3 separate regions of the Homo sapiens genome follow, and regions 1 and 2 are each linked to region 3. The links are chromatin contacts, found by Hi-C or POLR2A ChIA-PET in ENCODE. All regions are on one chromosome and are shown on one strand. The core of a region is the stretch at or near the end of the contact, and the rest is flanking DNA. Distances in the headings are between cores, read along the strand shown.

Region 1 (3,360 bases), core at 541-3,040, 380 kb before region 3:
GGCATGGGTGAAGGTGGGACCACATATTTTTCTGTGCTGCCTGGCAGGAGGAGTCTTCTGTTTCCCCTACCCCTTCCCCTCTTCCTCCTCCTTCTTCTCTTTCTCCTACTCTTTCTTCTCCTCATTTTTTTCTCCTCCTCTCCTCCTTATCCTCCTCCTCATTTACCTCCTCTTCTTCTCCTCTTCTTCCTTTCTCTCTTCCTCTTCCTTCTCCTCCTCCTCCTTCTTCTACCCCTTCTTCTCTCTTTTTTTTTTTTCCTTTGTGTGCGTTAGCTTTTTCCAGGTTGCCAGCTTCTTCAGCTCTAACTCTGGAATGTATGAGGCACAAACAAAATTCAGGGAGTTCCTGCTGTGTCATTCTTTGGGTCTTGAGGTTCCTAGCTTGGTCTACTTTCTAGTTCTTACCTTTCAGAATCTTTTATGTTTGTTTTAAACGTAATGTCCAGTGTTTTTAGTTGGACTTAGCAGAAGGAATAGGGATGAGTATGTCTCCAGCATCTTCCTGGGAAAAATGTGCATTTTTGAAATATATATTGTATGGTTGGGTGTTATTTTTCATCCAATCTGAGAGCCTTCCACTTTTAATAGAAGGTTTGTCTCACTTATGTAATAAATCTTAATCCTGATATTGAATGTTATGTTTTGTGTACTTTCAAAATGTAACACATTAATCAATTATCAATAGGCTGTTATTAGCTGCCCTTTCCATCAGGCAAGGTTTTCAGGAACACACCAAGTTGCCTTGTTCCCATCCCAATTCCAGTTTTTTACTATTATTATTATTTTATAGAGACAGAGTCTTGCTGTATTGCCCAGGCTAGAGTACAGTGGTTCAATCATACCTTAATGTAACCTCAAATTTCTAGGTTCAGGTGATTCCCCAGCCTCAACCTCCTGAATAACTGGAACTACAGGCATGTACCACCTTGCCTGGCTAATTTACTTTTTAGAATTTTTTGTAGAGATCTATGTTGCCCAGGCTGGTCTTGAACTCCTGGCCTCAAGTGATCCTTCTTCCTCAGCCTCCCAAAGTGCTGGGATTATAGGCATGAGACACTGCCCTGGCTCATCCTGTCATTTTTACAGTTCTAGAAGAGATAAAGGTGGAAAGATTTTCCCAAAGATGAAAACATTCCATCAGGAGACCCAAGAAGAGGAAGTGATTGGTTGACTGGGGCCTTCATGGTGGCCATTTTTCTGACATTTCATCCAGAACTAATTCCCTCCCTCCTTTTTTTATCCTTCCCTTCCTTGCTTCTTGTGTACTGGGCATTTTCCTGGGTTCTGGGAGAGGAAGGGAGCAGATCAAACCAGTATTTTTCTTTTTCCCCATCTCAAAGTTTTTATCTATGGTGCTTTGTGGGTTTCTTTTTTTCCAATAGACTTTTGAACATTGTGAAATTAGCCAAAAAGAAAGCAGCTAAAATTTAGTAAGGGCAAGAGGAAGAGTTAAGCAGGTGCAGAGAGCAGAAATCTTCAAGTCTCTTAACGTTTCCAGTTTTTAATCAGGGTGCAAATGTGGTTGGTTGACGGCAGGGAGCTGCTTCAGTGTGACTGCTAGGCTTTGCTGCCTTCGTCAATCCATCCAGCGTGACTTCCCATATAACTTTAGTGTTTACATCCCCCTCACTGTGTGCTGAAAAGTCTGGGATCCCCCTAGACACCTGGTAATTCTGTTAATGTCTGCTAGTCTGGATCCATATCTCAGAAGCTCCCTGATGGAATTTCTCCGTGCTCTTGGCAAGTCACAAAAGAGATGTCTCCTGGGAACTTTAGCATCTTGATCTCTATTTAAATGGTGAAATGATAAGTCTTGGCCAGGCCCTGTTCTCTCCTCCCACTAACTTTAGTCTCCGAGAGCCAAATTTTGCTCTCAGTTTCCTATATATGACTTCTACCAAATCCTTCTAATTTTCTTTTGTCTCTAGTGATTTCCTCTCCTGCTGTCCTGTCTTCTAAAGCAGTCTGAAATGAAATCTGCCCCCAGAGCTGTGCACAGAGGAAATGGAGAACAGATCATTCAAGAAGGAACACCCCACCCGCAAGCCGTGCTAGACTCGCATGGGTAGGCATCCCCAAAGCGTTGCACCCTCCACGCCTGGGCGGCTCGCTGCTTTTCTGAACACCAGGATTTGTACTTCCTAGCTGGTTCTCCATTTAGATACTTATTTAGATGCTTGACAATGAAGTATCAAGGAGCAGAGCAGGTGTAATGTCCTCATATACTGCTGCCATCTGTGCGCTCATATGCTCCTCTTAGGCAGTCGGGCACATGTAGAGCTTGCTTCTGATGGCATTTGGATTGGAAAGACATTGGCCCATTTCTCCTTATAGCAGAACTTTGTGGAGGAGCTAGGCGAAGTGTAAATGCACAGACAGCAGAGCAGATCTGTTTGTGGCAAGAGAGGGAACCCCTCTGCCTTCCCCCTCCTAATCCCCTACCACCCCTCTCCCTCTCTACTCCTGGCCCCTGGCCTGGACACCATGCTTTCAGAATAATTCTAGAGCAACTATTAGCTGTTGATGGCTTCTGCTGCATTCCCTCCCAGAGACACCTAACTTTGACATTAACTACTGGAAGGCCCGTAAAGTCTTCCGAGCCAAGGAAGGAATATTGAATGCTATAATTTCAAGACAGCTATAGGTCAGCTGGGGAAATGTGCACAGCAAGAATGGAAGTTTCTGGATACCCCTCCCCTGGGAAGGCAGCTGTCTGGGGCCCCTATTTTGGCAGTCAGCTCTCAAGGCATGCATCAGTGCACCTGAAACACTCTATAAATGGAAAAGTCAGAACACAACGTGTCACATCGACACCACCAGCATGCACAGTGGAACCCACACAGTTGGTTAAATTTAAATTCCTGCAGAGACATGGGGACTTAGCTCAAATATCACCTCCTCAGGGGAGTCTTCCCTAAACCCAGGTTGAGTTGAGTGCCCAACTGAGTGCTCCACTAGCTTCCCAAATTCCTTTGCTCTCGGCACTTAGCCCACTCCAAGGTGCTGAAGTGTCTGTCTCACCTATTTGTCAAGGAGCTACCTGAGGGTGAGGGCCACATTTTATGGATATTTGTGCCCTCAGTGCCTAGCACAGTGCTGGACACATAGTAGGCACTCAAAAATGTTTCCGAAGAGGGACCATGCCAGCTGCGTCCAGAAAGCCACCAAAATGACCCTTTTGCTGACTTACTATGGAGCCTGGCATACTACCATGAAATTTTTTTTTTTTTTTTTTTTGGAGACAGAGTCTTGCTCTGTCACCCAGGCTGAAGTGCAGTGGTGCGATCTCGGCTCACTGCAACCTCCGCCTCCTGGGTTAAAGCGATTCTCCTGCCTCAGCCTCCTGAGTAGCTGGGACTA
Region 2 (3,109 bases), core at 197-2,696, 420 kb before region 3:
GGCATAGCATGAGAGTGGACCAGGTGGCTGCCATGAGGAAACAGGGATTGCAGCAGGGTGACCTCAGGGTCCCTTTTACTGGCCAAACTGAAGAAACCAAATCCCATTTAGATTTTCTTAACCTGACTTGAATGGTCTGCATTTATAGGTTCAGCAATGTATTTTATACCACTGAGGAGCATGCAAGGTCAGGAGCAGATGGAAGGGGGAAGGGAAAAGAGAGATTTTCTCGTCTCTTAGCAGGACACTGTTTGTACTCATATTTTCCCTATTTCCCTGTTTTAGAGTCTTTTGCACTGGGAGGAGAAGGTGGAACAGGAGACACCCACATTCTAGTTGGTCCCTGCTGTCTCCAAGAGGTGGTGAACCAGGAGTCCTACAGATGTGAAGCTAGGTTAAAACCAGTTCTGGGGATGCTTTCAAATCAAAGAGGATTTAAAAATGTGACTCCCAGTTGCATTTCCGGTATGATCACTCCATTTCAATGTCATTTCAATAACATCCTCAACTCACTGACCACAGCCAGGGGCTGTCCCTTCCCACCCTGGCAGAGTAGGTCCCTGTGCTTACACCTCATGCCAGCTTCAGTCAGGATGACACAGCCAGGGGTTCTCACTGCCTTGAAGCCAAATCAGATGGGCCTTACTGGATGGGGTGGGTGGGGTGAATGGAGTGGAGGTGAGGGAAACAGTTTTTTTTTTTTTTCCCTCAAATTCATTACAGAGAAAAACAGAAGTCTATGGGTAGGAGGTGAGTGACCGAGAAACCCCATCTCTCTTCCCCACTCCAATGAATGCTTTCAATATGCTGTGCCTAAACCTTAGTTCATGTTACATTCAATTCTAGCGTCTGAATGTGTCTCTTGATCCAGGTGGTCTGGGGAATGAGAAATAGAAGGATGGGAAATCTGAGTGTTCATTAAAAAGAAACATTCAATGTGGCATGGAAAACAACCAACACCGCATTTGTAGGAAGTTCAGGGCACATGTACTGTTTCTAAGCCCGGCGGGTATGGGTGTGGGCTATCTGTTTTTCTTGAAGTTCAGATTTGAGAAGGGCTATATCCCAGCACCATCTTTCCAGCTTAGAACTCTCTCCTAATTTTTTTTTGTGTGTTCTTTAATCACAAGCCTTTGTGACACTAAGCAGTGACTGCATTTATACTTTATGCTTAGATTAAAATAGTAAACGAGTGTAATCCATCTTCTACGTTCAAAGGAGCCAAGCAGCATCCTGGCTTGGGGGCCTGGTGTCTACCACACTTCTGCGCATTCTTCCTCCAAGCCACATCTCCTGAGAATAAAGCAAGATGCCATTGGCAATGTCTACTCAGAACTACTTGAATGACTCATCAATCAACAGGCTTGAATGCTCTTCTTCCTCTATGATTCAACGGTTTGATTGACTGAACTGAAACTAAAACCCAACCCTAGTGGTCATTTTAGACTTGAGCAGATACAGTCAGAATCTCAATCACATGTCATCAGCAGGCCCTCCTTGGCCTCCTTATTGCAGCTGGGCTCCTGAGCAGCTCTCCCTCACTCAGGGAGGAAACGAATGGCTCCTTTCAGTAGGGCAGACGAAGGCTGCTGGCTGATGCAACTGCTCCTGTGTCCACTTCCCAGCAAGGGTGCAAAACAGGATTTGTGCTTGTGCTGGTGAATCTGGGCTTCACCTAGCAAATCAGGGGGACACCAAAATGAAAACAGCCCTAGAGGCATGGAGAAAGCCTCAGGTGCACTAAGGTGCCAACAGAAACGATGCATCTCAGAGTTGACAGTCATGACTCAAATAGGACGTGAAGGCAACATGTGGGTGAGAGTAGCAGCTATGGGTGTAAATATGATCAAATATGGGGGAGGTGTCCAGATTTCTTGGACATGGTTACAATCAGTATTTATTTTCTCTCTTAGTGAACGAGTTTTTGGTTTTTCAATACTGCTAATTTTACAGGCAATTCACTACGTTCCCTGGGAGGTGGAGTGGCCTTCCTCCCTGCTGTGCGTGGGTTACACAGCCTGCCTCACTTCCCTGTGGGTCCTTCATCACCTGCATGCTCACATGATTCCATTATTTGAGCTCATGGCAGGAAATAGAACCTGATTCAACATTTTGCTAAGTATTATTTTCACCACACTGAATAGGGTCCTTTTTTGATCTGCAACCCACAGCTGGGCTGTGGTTCTCTCAACACAGGTAGACTGAAAAGCTTCCTCCTGCATTGATTTCTCAGCATGGGCTGACCACATGTTCACAAGTACTTGTTCTTTTCCATACGTCCCAATGCAGGCAGGCACTGGCAGAGCAGGACAGCTGTGTCCAGGAGTTCAGGGAACAAAATAAGGCTACTGTAACTTCAGTCAACTTCAAGGCACGGTGTAAAATAAAGTAAGAGATTATCAGTCAAATAGCCATTTGCATTAAAATTCTCCACTTTAAGAAGCTGAGATCTTTGCTTTATTTTTTAAAAAGCAAAATGAAGTCAGTTTTAATGGAGATATACAATTGTTAACTGTTGGGTCATTTTGAAAGGCTTTCTTCCTTAAAATGAGTCTCAGCTGATAGCTACTCACTAATGCTGATAATTATCTGAAGCAAAATAAATACAAATGTCTGGGTTAATGAAGACTGAAACAGGATAATGCCTGGACACTAAATTTTCCAAGAACAAGGAACACAATTGTTCTCTACATACCCCTGCAAAAATGCTTAATGGCCAGGACACAGGAATCTTGTGTACTTAGAGACCTTGTTAGGATGGAGCCCCGGGGGCACCACCACTGGCCTTCGAGCCAAGGTCTCACAGAGAGGGCAGCAAGGGGGAGCAGCTCATCCTCCTCCCCAGCTAGGGAGACACTAGGACAGCAGTGGAGTGGAGTCCGAAATCTGCCATAGAAGCCCCAGCTTACTATTTGCTCACTGAGCAGCAAGTCAACCTCAGTTTCTCTGTGCCTACAGGGGAGTAACAGCTGTTCACACTAAAGGGTGCTTGTGAGGATGATATAAGAATGAATATGGACCTGCTCTGACAACACTGAAGTTCCAGACAAAAGAATAGGCATTAGTTATCTGATTTGAAGGACTGTGGGGGATTGGAATTTTAAAAATA
Region 3 (3,082 bases), core at 571-3,070:
CTTCTGTGTGTAGAGAGCACTGGCTTGGGCATCAGTGGTTCTGTGTCTGTGTCAGACACCAACAAGAAACCCTTGATATACATATTGTAGCAGGACGAGCCGCAGACAAAACTCCTGACACTGGATTAAAGAAGGAAGAAGTTTATTCGGCCGAGAGCGTTGGCAGACTCGCATCTTAAAAGCCGAGCTCCCCAAAAAAGAAATTCCTAGCCCTTTTAAGGGCTTACAACTTGAAGGGGGGGGTCCATGTGAAACGGTTGTGATAGATGGAGCAAGCGTGGGGAACGTGACTGGGGGCTACATGCATCGGCTAACAGAACAAAAAGTTTTACAGCGCTTTCTCATACAATGTCTGGAACTTACAGATAACACAAGTAGTTTTGGTCAGGGGTTAACATTATTATTATTATTTTAACCACCAAGGCCGGGTGGTGGCGCCAAGGTCGTCTAGCTATTTATCTTACTTCTGTTTCTTTCTAACTTTTTGCTGTCTCACTTTTCTCCTGTCTTATAAACTAGGGAAAAGGGGAGGTGGTGGAGAAGAAGCTGGGAGGGACAACAGGAGAAGTGGTGGTCTCATTCCATAGTATAAGCACATTTTTTCCAATAAGTCAACCTTAGCTTACTGTAACTTTTTCACTTTATAAACTTAGTATTTTAACTTTTCAAAAAACAAACAAACAAAAAACAAAAGAAACATCAGCCTATTACATATTTCCTCTTTAGACATCTGGACTCCTCTACAAAGAGGTGTCTATTTTTGATTTTATGGTGTCTAAGAACTTGGTCTCCCAGAGTGCCCTGTCCCCCAAAAGATGTTCAAAGCTGGCATTCTATAATCTACCCAAACTCTTCTGCTTTTGTGTTAATTACAGCTGGCTGCAGAGAGAGTCCAGTCCCGTGAGCCCCATCTTCCGCTTGAAGCTGTTTGACAGGTCCCCTGTGTGGCTCAGGGCCCAGCCTTTCAGATCAGTTCAATAAAACCCAGGGGTCTACTCCAAGGACACTAACCCATCACTTTCCAGTGCCTCGTATAATTACGCAGCCGACCCTAGAACGCCCTCCCCGCCTCCACGTCCCCTCTACATGAAGGCGCTAAGCCCAAAACTCCTCAGGTTTTTCCACAGGCCGTCGTCACTCCCTCTTTGCCACGGCGTTTGAGATTCTGGGCTAAGACTATTGGTTTCAGCATCTGGGATGTTTTCTCACAGCCGAGGACGCTGAATAGAAAACTGCCAGAAAGCGGGAGGGGTCCCCGGCAGCAGGTCCCGTTTTTTCTCCCCACCTGCCTCCCGGGTGCTGCGGCTTCCGCCACGACAGTCTCGACCCTGCACACGGATTTTTTTCCTCCGTTCCATGAACCAAACATAATGATTCTGGTTTACATATTTAAGCGAAGGGGAGAAGAAACGCGACTCTCAGGACCCAAGGGCTGAGGCAGGGTTTTTCTGTCTCAAAGACCTCCAGTTAAGACATTTTTCTCCTGCAAAGCCTTTCCTACAATGATGGCTTAATCGTGTAATTATGTAAACCAGTCACAACCTGGATAGCTAAAACAAAAAAACCAATTCCCTACGCCCGAGCCAAGCCTGCTCCCCCTCGCCGTGCCGCATCCCAAACACCCCGCGCTCGCTCAGCCAACGGCCAGGTTTCGGTTCAACCGAAAACCACGGGAAGTGGGAGGAGCTACTGGCTCAAGGGAGGGAGGTGGGACTTGACCTCCGAGCAACGGCCCCGGTGATTGGCCAACCTTCTGCCGCCGCCACCAATGGGCAGGCGCCCTGAAACGTTCGGCGAGCCGACTGCGGCTGCGCGGGGTATTCGAATCGGCGGCGGCTTCTAGTTTGCGGTTCAGGTTTGGCCGCTGCCGGCCAGCGTCCTCTGGCCATGGACACCCCGGAAAATGTCCTTCAGTAAGTGTCCGTCTGGTGGGGTGGGGAAGCCCAGGGGGCTGGGGCGCCTGGGGTTCGGGCCCGGCCCGCCCCAGACCTGCCTTCTTTTGCCCCCTTCGCCCCCTTCCTGGGTTTGGAATGTGTCCCACCCAGCAAGGCCGTGGGCTGCTTGAGAGCCGGGGAGGGCTCCGGCACCTTGGGTTCCGCTGAGGCCCGGCGCTTGTCCGCCCATCTGCGCCGCGGTGGCCGTTTGGAGCAATCTGGATAATTCGTTAGGCCCTCAGAGCTCTCGTTTATTCTTTGTAAGGAATCCCCTCCTGACAGTTCAACCTAACAAAAATCCTGAACCTTGTGTTTAGATTTTGTGATACGTTTTCAAAGTCACGTATTTAACAATTCGACTACAGTAGGGAACGAATTTAAAGTTGCTCTCCTATCCATAATCTCACTGCTATTTTTTAAAAGTCTTTGAATACAGGGTACTTTAAGAAAAAAAAATTGAAAAAAAATAGCTTTGCTCATTATTGAGTGATGTGTGCCAACCTGCTAACATCACTCACTTTTTACTTAAAGTTCCCACGCCTTTGTTTTATGACTTAGATGATTTACCCAGACTGTTACTTAAAGGCATTTAAAACAATTAAGTCATAGGTTCAGGAAGTAAAACTGGTCCGTTTTATCAGTTCTTTGCGATCAGAAGACCGAGATTGTTAAATGCAGTCAAAACAAAAATCCATTTGCTCTAAGACTTTTTCTGTAACCTTCAACCTAGCCAGCAAATTATTTTCTTTCAGAAGTCCCCCGCCCCTTTTTTAAAGGTAAAGCAGATATTCCTGGTCCTGTTTTGACTTACTAAAGATTAATGTGCTTTAATGAACTGGATGTTTTACTATTACAGTGCATTTAGGTCATTTTACTAGAGAAATGTGGTTGGTGTTAGAATATGAAATGTTTACCTTGGGCGAGCCTACTAGACATATTTTGGAAGAAAGGTTCTGAAATAGGGATTTGTCCCTCTGCTATAAGACATGAGAGACATTCAAACTTCAGAATTATTATTTTTTTTAGTTTTAAAAATAAGCAATGCGTTTATATGACTAAAAGAAGATTTAGAACAGTATTTACCGAGAACTCCTGTACCTGACTACTGTCCCACTCTGTCACATGTAACCGTTTTTCTAGTTTCTTTT

The links. A loop is a pair of places that touch in the nucleus more often than their neighbours do. ChIA-PET counts read pairs that join two places held with the same protein, here RNA polymerase II (POLR2A). Pooled maps may share reads with other maps.
Region 1: a map with no recorded cell type shows a loop between it and region 3 (18-fold over the local background). The contact joins the enhancer-like site here to the promoter of BUB1 in region 3. A Hi-C loop is called at or near these places in 15 of 37 single-sample maps with no recorded cell type and 6 of 50 pooled maps.
Region 2: a pooled map shows a loop between it and region 3 (4-fold over the local background). The contact joins the enhancer-like site here to the promoter of BUB1 in region 3. A Hi-C loop is called at or near these places in 3 of 168 maps with a recorded cell type or tissue (B cell, CD4-positive, alpha-beta T cell and HCT116), 2 of 37 single-sample maps with no recorded cell type and 4 of 50 pooled maps. POLR2A ChIA-PET finds 5 or more read pairs at or near these places in 1 of 52 experiments (GM12878).

What each region holds. Positions count from the first base shown.
Region 1 is chr2:111,056,666-111,060,025 of GRCh38, reverse strand. All of the region lies in intron 16 of ACOXL (acyl-CoA oxidase like), which reads right to left. Among named protein-coding and RNA genes, the nearest start is that of ACOXL-AS1, 57 kb to the left of the region's middle. RefSeq lists an enhancer at 2,532-2,731. Within about 2 kb of position 1,790, at least 2 of the 41 ENCODE cell types and tissues checked have a DNase peak (open chromatin) inside an H3K27ac peak, as active enhancers do.
Region 2 is chr2:111,099,253-111,102,361 of GRCh38, reverse strand. The region is part of intron 17 of ACOXL (acyl-CoA oxidase like); the gene reads right to left. It overlaps ACOXL-AS1 (ACOXL antisense RNA 1), which reads left to right. Exons shown (of 4, transcript NR_122074.1): 3 at 286-465; 4 at 1,219-3,109. Among named protein-coding and RNA genes, the nearest start is that of ACOXL-AS1, 15 kb to the left of the region's middle. RefSeq lists an enhancer at 1,210-1,259. Within about 2 kb of position 1,446, at least 2 of the 41 ENCODE cell types and tissues checked have a DNase peak (open chromatin) inside an H3K27ac peak, as active enhancers do.
Region 3 is chr2:110,676,801-110,679,882 of GRCh38, reverse strand. It overlaps BUB1 (BUB1 mitotic checkpoint serine/threonine kinase), which reads left to right and starts at 1,820. Exons shown (of 25, transcript NM_004336.5): 1 at 1,820-1,913. The coding sequence starts at 1,888. LOC105373554 (a long non-coding RNA gene) reads right to left here and starts at 1,671. Exons shown (of 2, transcript XR_923189.4): 1 at 1,286-1,671. RefSeq lists enhancers at 801-890, 1,151-1,210, 723-1,643, 1,644-2,564 and a silencer at 1,721-2,120.